Linked DNA regions of Homo sapiens: regions 2 and 3 are each linked to region 1. A link is a contact called in ENCODE Hi-C data. All regions are on one chromosome and are shown on one strand. Each heading gives the region's core, a stretch centred on a gene start or an enhancer-like site at or near the end of the contact. The rest is flanking DNA. Distances are from core to core; before and after follow the strand shown.

Evidence for each region. A loop is a pair of places that touch in the nucleus more often than their neighbours do. Pooled maps may share reads with other maps.
Region 2: a loop to region 1 is called in a map with no recorded cell type, with 10 times the contacts of the local background. The contact joins the promoter of JAK1 here to the enhancer-like site in region 1. A Hi-C loop is called at or near these places in 2 of 37 single-sample maps with no recorded cell type and 1 of 50 pooled maps.
Region 3: a map with no recorded cell type shows a loop between it and region 1 (27-fold over the local background). The contact joins two enhancer-like sites. A Hi-C loop is called at or near these places in 2 of 37 single-sample maps with no recorded cell type and 2 of 50 pooled maps.

The regions. Positions count from the first base shown.
Region 1 is chr1:61,317,712-61,320,411 of GRCh38, reverse strand. All of the region lies in intron 3 of NFIA (nuclear factor I A), which reads right to left. Among named protein-coding and RNA genes, the nearest start is that of NFIA-AS1, 66 kb to the right of the region's middle. Within about 2 kb of position 1,416, at least 13 of the 41 ENCODE cell types and tissues checked have a DNase peak (open chromatin) inside an H3K27ac peak, as active enhancers do.
Region 2 is chr1:64,965,250-64,967,949 of GRCh38, reverse strand. JAK1 (Janus kinase 1) reads left to right here and starts at 1,401. Exons shown (of 25, transcript NM_002227.4): 1 at 1,401-1,617. RefSeq lists a silencer at 1,177-2,056.
Region 3 is chr1:56,524,275-56,526,974 of GRCh38, reverse strand. It overlaps PLPP3 (phospholipid phosphatase 3), which reads left to right. Exons shown (of 6, transcript NM_003713.5): 3 at 2,421-2,698. Among named protein-coding and RNA genes, the nearest start is that of PLPP3, 54 kb to the left of the region's middle. RefSeq lists an enhancer at 965-1,244. Within about 2 kb of position 1,339, at least 7 of the 41 ENCODE cell types and tissues checked have a DNase peak (open chromatin) inside an H3K27ac peak, as active enhancers do.

The DNA of each region.
Region 1 (2,700 bases), core at 167-2,666:
CATTTACCCAGTAATTAGTTATCGATGCCAAAATTCACCATGTTTATTAAATTGTGGAACCTGTATTATTCACTTCTGCAGATACTATGGCAGGCCACAATCATGTGGGTCACAATACTTTGAAGTTTGCTGGCCTAGCACAAAGTATTTTAGAAGTACCAGAAAATTCTTTGTGAAATGTAACAGAATGAATTAGACTGTTCAGGCCATGTCGTGTTAGCACAATGGAGGAACACTTTTAAGACTTTAAAGTCATGTAATGCAATTCTAGGCTGGATTTTTCTTGTTTAAAAAAAAAAAAGAAGTAGAATGGGAGTGGTTGGAAGAGAAAAGGGCCAATATTTGACAACAGAAATCAGCATAACCTTTTAACTGCAGCAGCCATGGGTGACTGCCCTTTGACCTTGGAAGATTATGTGAGATTTCAATGACAACAGCTGGAAGTGAGCATGTGTGAATAGAGAACACAGATCTGAGGCCTGGTATAAAAGACTGCACAATCTCTGCCCAGATCAGAGTGCTGATTAGAAATTGTTTCCTGGTCCTGGCTTAATAGAGTGTGATCATGAAAGTTGGTGTGTGTGTGTGTGTGTGTGTGTGTGTGTGTGTGTGTGTGTGTGTTTAATTCTTCCAGGAAGAAATCATTGGTGGATTTCTTCCATATCCATTCTACTTCTTCAGCCCCTTCAAATCTTCAGGATTTTCATATAAAACAGGCTCCTCTTTCTTCGAATAAAACCTTCGCTCCTTTTTGTAGACAAAATATCTTTAAGTTATAGAGTTCTCTCCTTGAGTTTTAAAATAACCTCTACTGGGGCATTTCACATAGGTTATCATTATTTTTTGTTTAAGGATCTGTCACTCGCAAACAGACAGACACACACAGACACACAGCTTGAATAAGGACTCAGTTAAAGTGGGGATCTTACTTCTCTCATCTTTCTGATTCTACCATTTGTACAATGTATGACATATGGTGGGTACTCAGTATATCTGTGATGAATGAACACAGAAATGAAACATCTATTCTTAATAGTTTTTTCCTTTCATTCTTGAGATGTAATGGAAGATTCCTGCTACTACACAAACATATGTATAATTTCATCTTTTTTTCAACCAGCTTCATATATATTTTACCAATTTTTTAGTGAAGTCTTTAGGTGTAGTTTGCCAAACATAAACACAAGAGAAAGATTAGTAATTACTTCCTTTCCAAGGCAAGGTAACTTAGTCCAGTAGATACAGGCTACCTGGTGAATGTGGTAATTTCCATGCATAAAACCCTCAATGAATTATATTCACTGGGCTGAAGTACATGTACACTGACACAGATGCACTCTCAGATTCCTACACAGGACTCCATACTTGCTGACACTGCTCTGAAACCACCAGAATGATGCCATATGATTACTGAAAGGGCACTGGGTTATGACTCATTTACGTTGTTTTGGTTTTACCATACACTCTATCTTACCTTCTATTACTCTGGATTTTGCTAACTCTTTTAGCTCTGGATTTTGCTAACTACTCTAGTTTCTATATCAAATTAGCTTCGGTAGAAGGTGGCCTTTCCTCTATGCAAATACCTTGAGTCGGGCAAAAACCAACCTGGCTGAACAATAAAGGACAAGGAGAAGAAACTGGCGAAACTGTCTTCCAAATCAGACATGGGTCATCTGCCTCCATCCTTCTATAGCAACTCTAGATGTTATTCCAAACAAGCCACAGGACAGATTGTTTTTTCAGAACAGACCAAATCCATTTGCTGTTTCAAAATTCTATAAACAAAGCATTAAGGAATTCAATTCCCAGAGCAACTATATGGGTGTTGGCTTTAGTTTCATGGGAGCGTCTGCCAAGCTCACATATTTGTAGAACTATTGGTTTAGAGTGTCCTTTGCAGCTCAGAGCAGGAGGGACCATTGCTTGTGATCTCAATTCACTTTAAGGACTGGGTCTTGCTGGTGACAGGTATACATGATAAATGTTCCAGAAGGCTGACCTAATTTCCGTTGAAGTGAGTGTTTTGCTAAGAACATTCCCTCAAAGTGTCAGCTTGCAACCACGGATTCCAACATGCCGGGGTCCATTCTCCTCAGCGACTTATTACCATTGCTTGTAAAACTTCCCTTAAAATGAAGTTAATTTTGACTTATTTATCCACCTTCTCCAGACTTAGTTTTGAACTTAAGTAAGTTATATATCTAATGTAAAATATGTAATTATCAAACATAGTAAGTTTCATAGTTTTTAGTTGTTTGTGATCTGAAAAAAACAAATACTCAGGGCTAAATATGAATCGGGGTGAATTTGCAATGTACTTGTCTTTTCTCTTGTAAAGGGATCTATATGGCAAAATGTTCATTCATCTTTCAAAAATCATATTTCCAAGATATTATTTATTTACAATAAAGTAGGAGGGGCAGTATTACAGAAATTATAATTCCAAAATCCTAAGCCTCAATTTCCACACCTGTAAAATGACACTAATGATTATACTTACTTCATAAGTTTGTCATTAGGAATAATGAAATAGTACACTTAAAATGCTTAGCAAAGAACCTAGAACACAGAATGTGTTCAAAAAATGATAACTGTTATAAATAACAAACATAATCTTTATATCTTAGATCTTCAATCATACAGGGAATTTTTAACAGAAAAAATTAAGAAATAACCACATTCTTTTCACATGGAATG
Region 2 (2,700 bases), core at 152-2,651, 3.6 Mb before region 1:
GAAAATGATGCAAACAGCCCTGAGGTGTTGTTCAGAGTGTGGCAGATGAGACAAGACTTGCACACAAACACCCACAATGCAGGCAACCCGGGTTGCCTCCCTGTCTGCTCTGATCTCCGGTCTTCTTTGGTCCTCTTTTCTGTACTTCTGGAAGGCACTTTGGAGATCCTTTTGTCTGCTGCTCCACTGAGAATTGAGTCAACTAAGAATTGTTTAGGGCAACACAGGTGGTTACTGGTGGAGGCCAAACCTCAAATTCAGTAGTCTAATTCGGATGCTTGACTTTATTCCACACCCAGAATATCTTGCTCAGTTTCAGTTGCAGTAACTCAAGTGATCAGGAACTGTCCAGCAGGGTTAGTGAAGTCAGCACAGGTGGGGCAGCCTCTGTCCACAGCCCTGAAGCTGCAGAATTCTGACCGTGCACGGCCTCGGAGGATTTTCATCCAGGGATTGTCAGGGGGAAGTCGCTGGAGTGTTTTAAGCATGGGAGTGTGTGGAACAGATTTGAATTTTTAAAAGTTCATTGTAGAGAATTAATTGGGGGCTGGAGTGAATGGAGTGACGATTTAAGAGATGTTCGTGGTCCCTTCAGGTGAGAGATGGTGGCAGCTCGGACCGTGTTGCCGGAACATAGACAAGTGAACTGATTGGAGAGATACCTAAGGAAATAAAATTGTTAGGATTTGTCCGTGGACTGCCTACGAAGTATGAATCTTGGCTACAGTGTGACCTTGATTAAGACACTAAAGACTTAATTTGTTCCTCATGGATAAGATGATGCTACTACTTTGAGAGGTTATTAGTAAAAAATGAAAAGCGCTGTACATGCATTAGGTATCAGTGAATGTAGTTCTAATTCCTATTATGCATATGCTTTTTTTTTTTTCGTAAAGAGCTTTTAAAATACGGAATGGGTTGGATCTGCAGTAGCTTGTCCAAGCTGGGGGCTGTATTGTTAAATTCTTTTTAGTCTAGTGCTCCACTAGCTCCTCTCCTACTGAGCTGGGGTAAGAAGCGGAGCGTATACGGAGGAGGCGGGATGCATTTCTGCATCGAGCGCACAAAGGTGTGGCGGAGGGGGCTCCAGAGCTGGGAGGGGTCAATCTACGGGCGAATCCTGGCAATTTTACTCCCCGCGATAGATGACCTCGCGTCCTAGATGAGTTTCTAGATTCTAGAATCTAGAGGACGCGGTGAACAGAGACGAGTGGGGGCAGCTTCGCGAGCGAAGCCGGATGGGGGCGGGGCGGGTAGGCCGGAGGCGCAGAGTCTCCGCCGGGACCGCGACCCCGCCCCGCTTTCCGGGGCTGCCGCTGGTGACGTCGCGAGGGGGTGGGCCCGGCGGCCACGGGGGTGGGGCCGGCCGCGGGGCGGGGCGGGGCGGGACGGGAGGCGGTGCGTCGCTGAGCGCAGGCCGCGGCGGCCGCGGAGTATCCTGGAGCTGCAGACAGTGCGGGCCTGCGCCCAGTCCCGGCTGTCCTCGCCGCGACCCCTCCTCAGCCCTGGGCGCGCGCACGCTGGGGCCCCGCGGGGCTGGCCGCCTAGCGAGCCTGCCGGTCGACCCCAGCCAGCGCAGCGACGGGGCGCTGCCTGGCCCAGGCGCACACGGAAGTGGTGAGTGTCACCGGGGGAGGTGGAGGAGCCGGGGCGGCCGCGGTCGGCAGGCGAGGGGCGCGCAGCCCGGACTGGCCGGAGGCGCGGCCACCGCTCTTGGTCGGTCCTTAGGCTGCGCGGCCCGGGCTGCTCCTGAGCGCAGCTCAGGACCCCGCGGCTCGGGCGGGGAAGGCGGGGATTTCCAGCCCCGCGGAGCCGGCGGGCGGCGAGGAGGTCGCCGGGCGGGGGCCCCCGGCCGGGAGAAGAGCGGTTAAGCCAGGCCGCCCCCTCCCCCAGCGCGCACGGCAAGTTTTCATAAACAAGCCCGGAGCGCGCTGTCTGACATCCTGTTTATACCACCCCGAGATACAGGCGCGGGCTGGAGGGCTGACGTCCCTAGCTCCTTGTACCGCGAACTTGACCGCCAGCTCCCGGCCGGGGTGGCAGCGCAGAAAGGTTTTCTTCTTCGGCCCCAGGAAGGAGGCTGAGGGTCTTAGCTTTTTTCCTTCCTTGCGGTCTCAGCGAGGGAAAGTTTCTGGGATTTGGAGCTGGGTGTTGGGCGTCCGCGAACTCGGGAAACGCCCCCTCCCCTCTTAGGTTCTGTTAGGAACCAGGCCTCAGGTAGCCAGCGAGAAGTGGGAAAGGAGACCCTGGGCGAGAGGACCAGGGAAGGGGAACAGTGGGAGAGAACTACCCGGGGAATTGCGAATCCCACTGGAAAGGGACTGATTAACCGAAACTGGGGCTGGTCTCTGGCTCCCTCACTCCAACTCCATCCGCGCATCGTCGGCGACCGGGAGCATCGGAGGACTAATAGACACTCCTCCAAAGTCACTCCCCAGGGTCCCTGGGATGTGGGCTCCTTGGATGTGTGTTTACCACGGAACTTCTAGATAAAAGATGCGATGTTTGCCAGGTGTTTGTGCACACGTTTTTTGGAGGGTTTGCACTCCATGATTTCCTGTGTGTTCCTGGGGAAGGGGACCCCGTCCTTCCTGCCACTCTTCTTACTACGTGGCTGTGAGCTGCCTTCTGCCCCTGGTTGAGTACATCGCTATACATGTCATTGACACTTTTCCCCCCAAGTCATAGGGTTTTTCTCTC
Region 3 (2,700 bases), core at 90-2,589, 4.8 Mb after region 1:
TCCTCAGGCCACACCTGCTTAGAAACAGTTCCTTAATCTGTAGCAGTGTCTGGTTCAGGGAACCAGAGAGCAATCTGAGGTCAGGGATTTTATCTGGGGCCTTGGTTCTGCTCCCTGCTTCTGGTGTCATCTCTGAGCAAGTAACTTTCCTCTGCCATTGCTTATTACCTGTGCTTGGTTGGCAGGCTAGTGGTGGATGGTGGACGTAGCCCAGGAAAGTTGAGAATAAATGTCATTGCAGTTATGAAGTCATAAATCAGAGTCTAGCACCCTCGTTTTGCAAATGCAGAAACCAATTTATCCCAAATTCACTAAACAAGTAGGGACTTGAACCTCGGCTACTTGACTCCTAGTTCAGTGCTCTTCCTCCTGCATAAAAAATCTCATATGACTTATAAATAAGGAAGAATAAAAAAGATTAAGAGAACATGATTGTGGTAATAAACATCTGGAACTTGTTTGCCTGTGAGGTTACATAGGGTAAATGTATAAACAGGTTCAAAAGGGGAATTAGATCATGAATGGTAGGAAAGAATGCTGGGCAGGGAGTCAGTGCACCTGGGTTTAATCTTTAGATGGGAGCTAATTTGGACCTAAGTTTCTTCTAAATATAATGGTCCCTTTCATTAATGACTTGCCATGCTTCCTGGAGTTTAATCTCTGCAACGTGTTATCAAAGCATTCTTGGTAATGTTGAGGGGATACTTCCAATTTTGTAATAAGGCAACTCTGAGGACTACCGTCCTGCTCCCTTTCCTTCATTTGTTCCTTCAACTGATAGTCTTTGAGCATCTATGCAGGGTCCCATACTAGTTTTGCTCTCTCAGGAAACGGCTATGCCAAGATGCTGGCTAGAGTGGCCTTTGCCTATGTTCCTCTAATACAGAATTGTACTCAATATGTTCTGGGAAAACAAAATGTAGCTCTTATATATAAAGCATTTATGAACACAGAGTCACTGTGTCAATGTTGGCAGTGATAATAGCTGTTCTCACTGCTGCACCTGTTTGTCCCTGGGCCCAGCTGGTGTTTCCTTCCTACGTGGTCGTCCTCCCCCAGACTTTGGAGCCCTTGAGGACCTTGATCAGACCTCATGCCTTGATGCTTTCCTCCACTGTAAAAGAATATTGGGAGCCTTTGCAAAGGAGTGTCCGGATATGCCAGACTATTGCTTCCCTTGTGGCTGTGCACATGCTCTCTTCCCTCTGAAAGGGCAAGTGTAACTCATCATCCTGCCCTGGGAGGAAGTGTGAAGGGACTTTTGTGGTGAGTGATGAGTTGACCATCACTGTCTCTGGGCTGTGGTTACAAGCAGGAAGTGGCCATGGCTGGGCTGTGGAGTTAAGACAAAGGCAGCAGGGTGTGTGGTTGTGCACATCATAGGCATTTACCTTACAGAACATCAGCTGTCCCCCATCCTTAATGTAAATGATGTCACTATATCTATCTTGAGCATCAGGATTTCGTGACATAAAGAATATAAAAGCAATGTCTGGTATATAATAGGTAATCAGTAATTGGTGGATTATTTTCAGTAGTGATAAATCTCCTCTAAGCATCATATCATAGATACAGTATGAAAATCAAGAAAGATTTGAGAAGGATCGTCAGGCTCAGAGAAGACAGCACAGGCTGACTGGAGGAAATTCACAAACACTGAAGGGCATCGTACTACAAGTTTCTTAGTTGTTAGACTGGTATTCTATTCATCACACTCTGCTTCTAAAAAGTAAAAGCATCACTTTCTGTGATCCAGGTCATTTCCCATTCATGTTATCCTATTTGAACCAACAACTGCAAAGGTGAGCAGCCTCCTTTTATGGAGCAGAAGGCCAAAGCTTGGAGGATGTAGATTATTGCTGAAGGATACCAGATTGGTGGCAGAGTCTGAATTCCCCAGGACTTAACCATGGTGTGTCCAGCTCTTCTTACAGAAACTCTCACCATGGCCAATGTCAGCACAAGGCTGAGGCCCTTACTAGAGTCAGGTCATTGTTGGTGATCCTTTACCCCAAATCTCAGAATCTCGAGATTTGCTCAGACCCTGTGACATCATAGCTACCCTTTACCTTGTCGTTGATTCTTCATTTAGTATTTCTTTTCTATAGTTAAGTTCTTGTCTCTCCCTTAAAAAAAAAGATACACACACACACACACACACACACACATACACATATATACATATAAATATATTTGGTTGTATATTTTTGTTGTTACAAAGGGGCTTAAAACACCCAACTATATTAGCGCTTTGATCTTTTCTTCTGTGCATATTTGTGTCTGTATATTTCATAAATAGAAAATTAGGACACTCCTTTGCAAATACTGAATATTCTCCTGTGTTGTTGAATATCCGTTACGGCATCAGTGTTGATGATGAATCTTGATACTGCCTAATTCCCCTGTTGGATTCCTTTTAGATCATCACGGGGGAATTCTACCGGATCTATTACCTGAAGAAGTCGCGGTCGACGATTCAGAACCCCTACGTGGCAGCACTCTATAAGCAAGTGGGCTGCTTCCTCTTTGGCTGTGCCATCAGCCAGTCTTTCACAGACATTGCCAAAGTGTCCATAGGGCGCCTGCGTCCTCACTTCTTGAGTGTCTGCAACCCTGATTTCAGCCAGATCAACTGCTCTGAAGGCTACATTCAGAACTACAGATGCAGAGGTGATGACAGCAAAGTCCAGGAAGCCAGGT